Regions from separate parts of the Homo sapiens genome. Here region 2 is linked to region 1. The links are chromatin contacts, found by Hi-C or POLR2A ChIA-PET in ENCODE. All regions are on one chromosome and are shown on one strand. Each heading gives the region's core, a stretch centred on a gene start or an enhancer-like site at or near the end of the contact. The rest is flanking DNA. Distances are from core to core; before and after follow the strand shown. Region 1 holds the start of SLC2A4RG (SLC2A4 regulator). Region 2 holds the start of UCKL1 (uridine-cytidine kinase 1 like 1).

What was found. A loop is a pair of places that touch in the nucleus more often than their neighbours do. ChIA-PET counts read pairs that join two places held with the same protein, here RNA polymerase II (POLR2A). Pooled maps may share reads with other maps.
Region 2: a loop to region 1 is called in a map of ascending aorta, with 12 times the contacts of the local background. The contact joins the promoter of UCKL1 here to the promoter of SLC2A4RG in region 1. A Hi-C loop is called at or near these places in 8 of 168 maps with a recorded cell type or tissue (CD4-positive, alpha-beta memory T cell, CD8-positive, alpha-beta T cell, ascending aorta and 4 more), 16 of 37 single-sample maps with no recorded cell type and 18 of 50 pooled maps. POLR2A ChIA-PET finds 5 or more read pairs at or near these places in 8 of 52 experiments (Caco-2, H1, HepG2 and 4 more).

The regions. Positions count from the first base shown.
Region 1 is chr20:63,738,086-63,743,840 of GRCh38, forward strand. It overlaps SLC2A4RG (SLC2A4 regulator), which reads left to right and starts at 1,691. Exons shown (of 8, transcript NM_020062.4): 1 at 1,691-1,953; 2 at 2,292-2,446; 3 at 3,285-3,394; 4 at 3,784-3,971; 5 at 4,045-4,145; 6 at 4,251-4,530; 7 at 4,614-4,705; 8 at 4,794-5,755. The coding sequence starts at 1,828. The coding sequence ends at 4,905. It overlaps LIME1 (Lck interacting transmembrane adaptor 1), which reads left to right. Exons shown (of 6, transcript NM_017806.4): 5 at 98-414; 6 at 513-1,018. The coding sequence ends at 815. ZBTB46 (zinc finger and BTB domain containing 46) reads right to left here. Exons shown (of 5, transcript NM_001369741.1): 5 at 5,585-5,755. It overlaps ZBTB46-AS2 (ZBTB46 antisense RNA 2), which reads left to right and starts at 5,740. Exons shown (of 3, transcript NR_186425.1): 1 at 5,740-5,755. RefSeq lists an enhancer at 1-474 and silencers at 1-54, 135-194, 1,199-1,698, 1,949-2,098, 2,109-2,808.
Region 2 is chr20:63,953,550-63,959,304 of GRCh38, forward strand. It overlaps UCKL1 (uridine-cytidine kinase 1 like 1), which reads right to left and starts at 2,867. Exons shown (of 15, transcript NM_017859.4): 1 at 2,711-2,867. The coding sequence starts at 2,823. It overlaps ZNF512B (zinc finger protein 512B), which reads right to left. Exons shown (of 17, transcript NM_020713.3): 17 at 3,155-5,755. It overlaps UCKL1-AS1 (UCKL1 antisense RNA 1), which reads left to right. Exons shown (of 1, transcript NR_027287.2): 1 at 1-3,436. RefSeq lists silencers at 1,954-2,263, 2,314-2,363, 2,464-2,833, 3,424-3,633 and enhancers at 2,964-3,023, 3,053-3,940, 3,941-4,826.

The DNA of each region.
Region 1 (5,755 bases), core at 441-2,940:
GCCGGGCGGGGCTTACTGTGCAGCGCGTGCCAACCCCTGGGCCAGACCCGCTCCTGCCCCCTGCCCGGAGTGAACTCTGCCCTGACCCCACCCCCAGCCCTGCGGCCTGCCAGCATGGATCTCCTGCGCCCACACTGGCTGGAGGTGTCCAGGGACATCACCGGACCGCAGGCAGCCCCCTCTGCCTTCCCACACCAGGAGCTGCCCCGGGCTCTGCCGGCAGCTGCAGCCACCGCAGGGTGCGCTGGCCTCGAGGCCACCTATTCCAACGTGGGGCTGGCGGCCCTTCCCGGGGTCAGCCTGGCGGCCAGCCCTGTGGTGGCCGAGTATGCCCGCGTCCAGAAGCGCAAAGGGACCCATCGCAGTCCCCAAGAGCCACAGCAGGGGAAGACTGAGGTGACCCCGGCCGCTCAGGTAACGTGGGCCAGGGTAGGGCGCTGTGGGTGGGGCCGGCAGATCCTCAGCAGGTTGGATGGTGCTGACCCCTCCTCGGGTTGGCTTCCTGTCTCCAGGTGGACGTCCTGTACTCCAGGGTCTGCAAGCCTAAAAGGAGGGACCCAGGACCCACCACAGACCCGCTGGACCCCAAGGGCCAGGGAGCGATTCTGGCCCTGGCGGGTGACCTGGCCTACCAGACCCTCCCGCTCAGGGCCCTGGATGTGGACAGCGGCCCCCTGGAAAACGTGTATGAGAGCATCCGGGAGCTGGGGGACCCTGCTGGCAGGAGCAGCACGTGCGGGGCTGGGACGCCCCCTGCTTCCAGCTGCCCCAGCCTAGGGAGGGGCTGGAGACCCCTCCCTGCCTCCCTGCCCTGAACACTCAAGGACCTGTGCTCCTTCCTCCAGAGTGAGGCCCGTCCCCCGCCCCGCCCCGCCTCACAGCTGACAGCGCCAGTCCCAGGTCCCCGGGCTGCCAGCCCGTGAGGTCCGTGAGGTCCTGGCCGCTCTGACAGCCGCGGCCTCCCCGGGCTCCAGAGAAGGCCCGCGTCTAAATAAAGCGCCAGCGCAGGATGAAAGCGGCCAGCCTCGCAGCCTGCTCTTCTTGAAAGCTGGGCGGGTTGGGGCGGGGGGCTTCTCTGGAAGGCTTGGAGCTGTCCCCTCTGGCCTTGGGGGACTGGCTGCCCCCGGGGCGCCCGGGCCTAGCCGAGGCGGTGCTCCTGCCGGCCAGACTCTCGGTCAGTGCGGGCACGGGGTCCCAGCCACTCCTAGGGGGCAGCGCAGCCGGCAGGGTGGCCGCCCCCGGGTGGGACTTGGACCCTGGACTCCACGGGAGGGCTCCGCCACCCAGCCTGGTGTTACATAAGGGGTGGTGGAGGTGGGCAGTCGAGCGTTAAAGAGTAACCTGCTGCCGGGAAGCCCGCCAAGCAATCGCGGCCCCTTCCCCGGCTCTGGCAGCTCTGCGAGCGCGCCCGTGGGGAACGGGCCCTCCCCGGCGGGGCGCGCGGGCGCGCGAGGTGGGCGGAGGCCTCGGAGCTGTGCCGGGCCGGGCCTCCCTCCCTAGGCCAGCGCGGGAGCGACCCGGAGGGGGCGGGCCCGGGGCGGGGCCTCGAAGCGCTGGCCGGCGGGAGCGCGGCCGGCCGGGCCCGCCCGCCTGCGGTGTGGACGCCGCGCGGCCAATGCGCGCGCCGGGACGGGACGGGACGGGGCGGGGCGGGGCGGGACGAGACGGGGCGGGGCGGGGCGGGCCGGGCAGCCTCCGGGCGGCGCGGCGCGGGCGGCGGCCGGATCCAGGGCGGGGGTCGGCGGCCCGGCCAGCCCGGCCCGGCCCGGGGCCGCGTCCTGAGAGTCAGCCCTCGCCGCTGCAGCCTCGGCGCCCGGCCGGCCGGCCATGGAGCGCCCCCCGCCCCGCGCCGCCGGCCGGGACCCCAGTGCGCTGCGGGCCGAGGCGCCGTGGCTGCGCGCGGAGGGTCCGGGGCCGCGCGCCGCGCCCGTGACGGTGCCCACGCCGCCGCAGGTACCGGGCGCCGGTGGGCGGGGGCGCCGACCAAGTTTCTCTCGCTGCAAAGATGGCGTCAGTGCTGCCCAAACTTCGGGCCCCCGGGGGCGGGGCAGCGGGGAGGGCGGCCGCGTCGGTCCGCGCGTGTCCGTGGGTCCCGCCGGGGCTGCGCCGGGCGGCCGGGGAGCCCTTCCCGCCGCGCCGGGCTGGGGGCGGGGCCGGGGGCGGGGCCGCGCCGTCCACACCGGCCGCAGCCGGTTTTCGAGGCGGGCGCCGAGCGGATCCGCGGCGGAGGTTGAGGGACCCCCCTCCCCCGGCCACCGCCTCCGCTGAGTCTGCCCCCTCCCCATCCGCAGGGCTCTTCCGTGGGCGGCGGCTTCGCGGGCTTGGAGTTCGCGCGGCCGCAGGAGTCGGAGCCGCGGGCCTCGGACCTGGGGGCCCCCCGGACGTGGACGGGGGCGGCGGCGGGGCCCCGGACTCCGTCGGCGCACATCCCCGTCCCAGCGCAGAGGTGAGCGGGAGGCCCGGTGCCTCGGGACTCGGTGTGCGCAGGGGCGGTGGGTGGGGTGCGGAGACACCGGCCCCGACGGAGGCCAGGTCAGGGCCCCAGGTTTGTAATTACCAGCCACCCCCAAGCTCTTCAGCCCTGGAGGAGCTGAGCAGAAATGATCGATGACTGGGAGTCCCTACACCTCCCTCCACCGCAGTTCCTCGGGGCTAGAGCTCAGAACCCGGAGCGGGTGGCTGTGCGTCTCTGTGCAGAAGAGGCTGCGCGGTCGGCATGGGGCGACTGTCCAGGAATCCCTGGGGCTCCTGACCGCCACCTCCCAACCCCTGCCAGGCCGGACACCTCGGTCTGGCTGCCAGGGCAGGGGCGGGCCCTGGCCTGGCTCGCTGGGGCCTGGGGAGCTGCCCGTGCTTCCAGCCCAGTCTCCCCCTGGCTGCTGCCGGCTGCTGGCCACTCCCACCTCCCAGGCCTGGCGTGAGGCCCACAGCTGCTGTTGCACAACCCTGGTTAATGTGTGATGGGGGGAGGCCTGGGCCTGGCCCGCCCCTCTGCCAGGGCTTCAGACCCCTGCCCAGCCCCAGTATCTGAAGGAACCACAGTGGAGCCAAGCCCGCGATGTGGAGAACTCAGGCTTCAGGAGACCCTGGCCCTGCTCCTGGCGGCTCCGGGTGGCTTTCAGCTCTCTCTGCAACCTGAGCTGGGGGAGGAGCCAGGCCTCATGCCCAGGGCTGGGAGTGGGGAGCCTGGTGTGCACGCGTGCCCAGGCCTGCACGTGGACCGACCAGGGGAGGGGCCCAGAGCTCTGGCTGGGTCACCCGCACCCCGCCCCCATCTCCTCCAGAGCCACCCCAGGAAAAGCCCGGCTGGACGAGGTCATGGCTGCCGCTGCCCTTACAAGCCTGTCCACCAGCCCTCTCCTTCTGGGGGCCCCGGTTGCAGCCTTCAGCCCAGGTAAGACTCAGATGTCTGCATTTAGGGGTGTGGGTGGGGACAGGGCTCAGAACCTACAGCCACCCAGCCTCTGTGGGGCAAGCAGAGCCCTCAAACCTGGGACTCCTTTCTAAAATGGACTCCCGCACCCTCAGTGCCCCCTACTGAGGCCAAAGCGGCAGGACCCAGGCCTTCTGGCCTCCCTGACCTGCTCACCTCCACGCGGCTGGCCACACACGTCTGCCAACCCTTTCCTGTGCCGGGGGGGTTTCTCCCCAAGCCCTGGGGCCAGCTCCTCCAAGACGCTCTGCCCACCAGTCTCACCGGACTTGGTGAACAGGGGCAGCTCAGGATTAGGGACTCCCTGGACCCACCCGAAGTTCTAAGGCGGGGGGCCCGTGTCCCCACAGAGCCTGGCCTGGAGCCCTGGAAGGAGGCCCTGGTGCGGCCCCCAGGCAGCTACAGCAGCAGCAGCAACAGTGGAGACTGGGGATGGGACCTGGCCAGTGACCAGTCCTCTCCGTCCACCCCGTCACCCCCACTGCCCCCCGAGGCAGCCCACTTTCTGTTTGGGGAGCCCACCCTGAGAAAAAGGAAGGTGAGCTTGGGGGCGGCCCCCAGGGAGGGGCGGGTGTGGCGGCTGAGCCTGACCCTGGCCCCTGTTGCTGCAGAGCCCGGCCCAGGTCATGTTCCAGTGTCTGTGGAAGAGCTGCGGGAAGGTGCTGAGCACGGCGTCGGCGATGCAGAGACACATCCGCCTGGTGCACCTGGGGTGCGGCGGGGCCTGGGGTGCGGCGGGGCCTGCGGGTTGGCTGGGGTTGTGAGGCCCGGCCAGGCCACCCCTTCAGCTCCCACTGGCTGGCTGTGTCTCCCGCAGGAGGCAGGCAGAGCCTGAGCAGAGTGATGGTGAGGAGGACTTCTACTACACAGAGCTGGATGTTGGTGTGGACACGCTGACCGACGGGCTGTCCAGCCTGACTCCAGTGTCCCCCACGGCCTCCATGCCGCCTGCCTTCCCCCGCCTGGAGCTGCCAGAGCTGCTGGAGCCCCCAGCCCTGCCTAGTCCCCTGCGGCCGCCTGCCCCGCCCCTGCCCCCGCCCCCTGTCCTGAGCACCGTTGCTAACCCCCAGTCCTGTCACAGTGACCGTGTCTACCAGGTGGGTGAGGCCACGGGTGGCAGCTGGGGCGGGTCTCAGGGCTCTCTGGAGGGGAGTGAAGCCCTGGCTGTGTCTCCCTGTAGGGCTGCCTGACGCCCGCCCGCCTGGAGCCGCAGCCCACGGAGGTCGGAGCCTGCCCACCCGCCTTGTCCTCCAGGATCGGAGTCACCCTGAGGTGCGTGTGGGCTGAGGGCCTGCGGCTGGCACCAGGTGGGGAGGGTCCTGGTCTCACAGCACCCCATGTCCTGTGACCCCCCGCACAGGAAGCCCCGCGGCGACGCGAAGAAGTGCCGGAAGGTGTATGGCATGGAGCGCCGGGACCTCTGGTGCACAGCCTGCCGCTGGAAGAAAGCCTGCCAGCGGTTCCTGGACTAAGTCCGGCTCGTTCAAGAACATAAGCTACCACCTTCTCCCTCCCCACCCCCTCCAGGCCCGGGGCTGAAACAGCCCGAGGACAGCCCCAGGGGCTGGCTTTCACCAGCTGCAGGGTCTGCTTTTACTTGGGGTGGGGGGGCGGGGCTGACCCTGAACCCTCCCCCCCGCCAGGTCGGGGAGGGGTCCCACCACTCAAAGTGCCTCTAAAGAAACCAGCTTTTTGCACTAAAGCCAAACCACACCGCTGTCCCCTTAGCCCCAAGGGCCCTGGGGGCAGCCACCCTCCCGCCTGTCGGCCCGTAGATTTATCAAGGGTGTTATGGGCCCAGCTTTGGGGGGCCAGTCCCGATGCACTTTGAGGGGTGTTGGAGAGGGGACTCCCCCACTCGCACTTAACTCAACGGCTCTCGGGCCCTGGGGCTGTTTTTACCATGTTTGTTTTTGAAGCTCAGGTGTCTCACGTCTGGGCTGCACCAGGCGAAGAGAGAAATTAAAGATTTGAGGTTTTTCCAGAAGCTTTGTCTGCCTCTCGGGAGGAAGGCCGTGGGGCTGGGACCCTGTGGTGGGCAAGTGGGTGGAGTCTGGCAGCTGCCCACAGAGGGCCGAGGGTCACCCGTCGGCCGCCGCCACCCCAGGCGAGGCCGGAGGAAGGATCATCTGAGACGCAGGAGGCATCTGCTGGAGCAGCAATTTCCCAATTTATTGAAAGTGATCGCTTTGCAAGGATGTCTAAGCTAATCCCGTCACAGAAAGGAAACGCACAGGCGCCTAGGCAGAAACTTGGAGACTCACCGCAGAGGCCACGTGAACCCACGGCCACAGAGAGGCAGGACGGCAGAGCCATGATTTC
Region 2 (5,755 bases), core at 1,617-4,116, 220 kb after region 1:
AAATTAGCTGGGCGTGGTGGCGGGCGCCTGTAGTCCCAGCTACTCGGGAGGCTGAGGCAGGAGAACTGCTTGAACCCGGGAGGCGGAGGTTGCAGTGAGCCGAGATGGTGCCATTGCACTCCAGCCCAGGACTCTATCTCCAAAAAAAAAAGAAAGGAAGAAAAATAAGCACAGGCATGTGTGGAGACCTGGAGGCAGGGCTGCCCCTCACGAACCATCCACAATGCCAAGGAAACCAGAAGCAAACGTCCAGCAGCAGGGAGCGCAGGGCATGTGAAACCGACACTGAGGAAACAGCCACGGGAGAGAGCACACAGGGAGAAAGGAAGGCTCGGGCACTCCCTTGCTGTGGTTCAGGCCTGTTCTACCACCCCTGGGGTCACCATCGCCCACGGACCTTCCTGCTGGGTGCCTGTAGCACGGCACCTCCTGACAGGTCAGGTTTAAGGGAAGTTTGCTGGATAACTAAAATGAGGCTGGGGGGAGGAGGGAGCAGGGAGGAGCTAGCCCACAGGAGCCAATGCAGGCCTGACCCCACTGGTGCCGGACTGACTCAGGGAGAGTCATTAGGGCTGCTTTCTCAGGCTGGATGAGCACTGGGGGTTGGGGGCTTGCCCTGGCCCACCCCACCACTCAGGAAACCTTCCCTCAGCAGGACCTGCCCTGCACAGATCATGGGCAGCCTCCCTCTGCTCCCCACTTCCACAGCCCCAGACTCCATCTCAACCGCAGCCAGGAGTCACTGCTAACACCACAAAGGACCTGTTCCTGCACCAGCACGGGCCAGCTCTGGGGGCAGGTGCCCAGGACAGAGTCACGAGTGGCAAGCAGACAATAAACAACAGGCAAGATGGACAGACTGATTGCCGGGAGGATGTGGCAGGAGGCACTGGAACGGTGGTGGAGGAACCCCAGCCCTGGGGACAGACCTCCACCCGTGCACAGACCTCCAAGCTGGAGCCTGCTCTGGAACACTAAGGGCAGCAGCAGAGGTTGAAGAGGGGCAGACGCAGGAACGTTGGGGACACGCTCGGGGAACAGTGAGAAAAGCCCTAGGCTGGGGCAGAGGAAGTCCTCGATGGCACAAGCATCAGGACACAAAGTGCAAGAAATGTGCCTAAGACAAGAGGCAGTTCCAGGGCAGACCGGGGCCCCTGGAGAAGGGTGCTGCAATCTATCCTCACTGCCTGGAGCTTCCCTCCTGTCCCTTGGTAACCACACCAAAGAAAGATAACAACAGTCTCTGCCTCGTGGGACACAGCGAGGGCCACCGTGCCCAGCCCACCGTCTGTGCACAGGGCAGGCCCAGATGGCTGCTGCCACCAACCTGTGTCATCCAGGAGTGCCTTTCTCAAGAGCTCTCAGTGCTTATCTAGCGTTGGCCTGCCCCACCTCGGGTTAAATCAAAACCTCTTTGGTGGCTGGGCGCGGTGGCTCACGCCTGTAATCCCACGGAGGCCGAGGCGGGCAGATCACCTGAGGTCAGGAGTTGGAGACCAGCCTGGACAACCTGACAAAATACCTCTCTACTAAAAATACAAAAAAAAATTAGCCGGGCGTGGTGGCGCACACCTGTAATTCCAGCTACTCGGGAGGCTGAGGCAGGAGAATTGCTTGAACTGAGCTCGGGAAAGGGAGGTTGCAGTGAGCCGAGATCGAGCCACTGCACTCCAGCCTGGGCGACAGAGTGAGACTCCATCTCAAAACAAAAAAACAACGCCTCTTTGGAACCAGCAGAGGAACAGACTCAGGCCCTATTAGACTCCAGCCATGCAAAGTTCCTAGTCACTGCCCACTGGGAGGGTGTGGACCTGAAGGGACGCAGGGCCAGGGGAAAGCTCTTTCTGCTCAGCAGCTCCTGGAGAGGAGCGACCCTGTGCCGGGACACCCTTCCCCCTGCGGCATCCAGCGCAGCCCATCTCTGAGGGAGTCCTGGCTCACAGCGTTTCTGACAGGAGTCACAGCCTGAACCCAGGCAAGAGGCGCCTGAGTGGGAACAACCCCTTCCTGGGGACCCCGCGGGCTCCCCAAGGGACACTTCAGACCCGGAAGGGAGGGGCAGCGCCCAGAGCGCCCTCTTGCAGCCCCGGGCACTGCGTGGCCACCGCCCCCTGACGGCCACGGCCCCAAAGGCGCCGCGCAGGGCCCGGCTCCCAGAGGGGCCACTCGGGGTGACGAACCGGGGTGGGGGCGGGTTCCTCCCGCTGCACCCCCACAACTTCCCCACTTCATGCTCTTGCAAAGCCCCCGCAGAGGCTCGAAGGTGCCACGCGCGTGCGAGGCAATCCGAAGGCACCGTGCGCCGCAGCACCTCCAAATCCTAAGCCCTGGCCTCGCGGGTCGGGCAGGGCCACACCCCGAGCCGACAACATAGACCAACTCGCACAGTCGAGCAGGCACACAGCCCGCCGGGCGCTCGAGGCCGAGGGCCCCACCCACCGGGGGCAGAGACCAAGGTCAACGCTGGGGGTGCGCACCCGGACTCCTTCCCCGAGCCCCGAGGAGCCTGCCGGCTTGGGCCAGGTCCGTCCTCCCGGCCGCTTCAAGCCCGCGGGGTTCCACCCGGCACGTGGGAGAACGGGGCGCCGCCGCCTGGCCTCCGGGAGTGGGGGACTTGGGCTCGCGGCGGGGACGGACCACCCGCCCAGCTCGGCCGGATCTGCAGCCCCTTCCCGCTCGCCAGTGGAGTGGAGGCGAGGCCCACGCCTACCGGTCCTCGCACGCGGTCTCGCTTTTCTCAGCCTGCCGGCCTGGTGTGTCTCGGGCCGTAGGTGGCGACGTGGGCGAAGGATCAGCGTCCGCGCGGGCCGGGGGCGCAGCCATGGCGCTCGGAGGCCTCTTTGCGGGCCTGGCCGGGCGGCGCGCATGGGCCGCCGGGAGCTGGCGGGTCCCTCTCTTGCCCACCGCGGACTACAAGCCCCACAAGGCCGCGCGTCGCGGACTACAAGCCCCACAAGGCCGCGCGTCGCGGACTACAAGCCCCACAAGGCCGCGCGTCGCGGACTACAAGCCCCACAAGGCCGCGCGTCGCGGACTACAAGCCCCACAAGGCCGCGCGGCGGGCATGGGGGACCCGTAGTTCGGCAGCCTCCGCCACGTGCCTGGAGGGCCCCGCCCCCTGTTTTTCACCACAAACTGAGCCGCACAAAAACCCTGGAAAAAAATCAATAAACATTTATTTGATACAGTCATTTTAATACATACAGTGATGGCCCGTCCCCACGCCACTCGGGACCAGGGCGCGGGGCGGGGACGAGGACCGGGGACAGATGGTCACAAGGCGGGCGGGGCCCGAACTCACCGTTGAAACATCTCGCAAATAAACACTTTGTAGATAGAATATATATGTATATATATATGGTTACAAGTGATAGCTGGAACCTCTTTCAAAATGCACTTATGTACTGAGAACTGGCATTAAAAAACCCAAACCAAGAAACCCAAAGCACGGGACGCCCGGCCGCGAGGCAGGGGAAAGCCTGGGGCCCCAGACCCGGGCCTGGGGGAGCCGCCTGGGGCCCCGCCAAACGCGGCACACGGGGACGGCCCCTCCCGGGGTCAGGCTCACTGGCTCCTTCCCTTCAGCGCCACCAGGCAGGAGGGCCAACGGTCACACAGGAGGCACCCTCACCTGCCTTTGCACCAGCAAATAAAGTGCATCCCATTTTCGTGTGAGCGTCGGCCCGGTGAGTCAGCCCTTCCGGGCCCTTTCCTGTTCTCAGGGCAGGGGGCGTGCGCTGAGCCAGAGGTAGATCTGCAGAAAGGGCCCCGACTGGGCCTCGGGCAGGGCCGGCGCCCACCACACTCTGGGGGTCAGCTATGCTGGTCCCTCTCACTGAGGGCTCCTGGAGGCCTATGTGGGCCAGCGTAGGGAGTGGGCAGACCCTGCTGAGCTCCACCCAGGGCCCCACCCCTTGGGAGGAGGGCTCTGCGGACCAGCATGTGGCAGAGGGAGGGCAGAAAGGAGGGGGTCAGACCCAACAGCCACTTCTGGCAGTAGCCCCCACGCCTACCTTAAAGACAAAGGGGGTTAAAGTGCTAAACATCAAGGTATCCAGGACTCCTCTTCCCACACCAGGGATTATCTGTGGGCTTTGGGAGTGTCCCGGAAACTCACCCCCAGCAAAAACCAGACCCTCTTCTCTTCTCCCCAAGGGCCAAGTACCTGAGAGGCTGGGGCAGGCACCACACCCTGCAGGTGTTCAGGTCCACCCTCCTCCCGCCATTGGTGGCAAGGACAAAGTGCACCTAGGCCCCCGCCCAGTGCCTGCTCCCCTCCCCTCCCCTCCCCTCCCCTCATGAGGCTGCCCCAGCAGCAGCTGCCAGACCCCACCCTCCACCTCCGGCTCCTCCAGCTCCACCAGTGAAGCTCTGGGACACAGGAAGGAATGCCTCCCCCGACCCTCTGACGCTGGGTCACGCCCATCTCTGCCCCAGCCTCCATCCTCTCATCAGGCCGAGGTGTGCGTGGGTGGGGGGAGTCCGGGTCTCCACACCCACTCCCTGGCACATCTGGCAAGGGCTGCTGAGGGTTGGAGCCTTCTGGCCCAAGGATGAAGCCAGAGACAGGAAGTGTTCTGCAACCCCAGTCCCCAAAGTGCTCCTGGAACTTGTCTCCCTACTACTGCAGGCCAAGCCCAGTGGGGCCCCTTCTCCCTGGGGAATGGGGGAGGGTGGGTGCTGGGGGCAGAGGCAGTGCCCAGTCAGTACTGCCTCCCTGAGCAGCAAGGGACCCCAACCCCAGAGACCCACGCCCTGGTCCAGCCCAGCCCCCAGGCCCACCGTCTGCACCAGGAAACCCTTAGCACCAAATGTCGGATTGCGAGTGTTTGTATAAAAAACAATTTAAAAAAAAGGTTGTTACTTGTCACAGCAACAAGACTGGCATCCACTACACCCAGGAGACACACGCACACGGGCAAACATCAAAATTCTCATCGTCCAGGGTCAGTGGGGCCGAGCCCTCAGCCCACTCCCACCCACCCTGGAAAATGGCCTCCCTCCAAACCTACCCCCTCTGAGCCTCATCCTCCCTGCAATGCCGTGGTTGGAAGGCAGGACCCCAGGGAGGGAGCCACAGGCTGTGGCCACCTCTTCCAGGCACCCTGGACTCCCTGCCTGACCCCTGCCCTACCTATAGACCCAGCCGTCCTCAGGGCCACAAAGGGGCAAAGACAGCTCTGGAGCTGCCATCAACCTGCTGTGACTTTGGCCAAGCCCCTCCCCTGGCTGGCCTTCAGTTCCCATATCAAATGACCACACAACCAGAAACAATGGGGGCAGGTTAAAAAAAAAAGTGGGGAGGGGGCTCCCATGAGAGCTTGGCCACTGGGCCTACCCAGATTGGCAGACAGAAGGCTGCCTTTCCCCCAGTGGCCACTCAGAGCCAGGCCAGCTCTGCCCAGCTTCCTGCCCCACATGCCTATGGGCCCCAGCAAGACCCCAGGGCCCGAACTAGTCCGTCCCTACTCCACGAGGCTGCTCCAACCTAGGCCTGCAGTGCCAGAAGGCTGAACACTGGAGGAGAGCACACTCCAGGGGCCCCACACCCCCAGGGCTGGCAGCTGTGTTGAAGGGCATCAAGCTTCTGCTGCCCTGTAGGTACAAGAAGCAAAACCCCTCCCTTGCCCCAAGCTGGGAGAATTACAGACAGGCCTGGGGGGCAGGGCCTGAGCACAGCAGGGATCGCACTGACAAAGGAGGAGCAGGGGTGGGGGTAGTGGGCAGGCCTGGAGAGGTAGAAAACAGAAGCAAG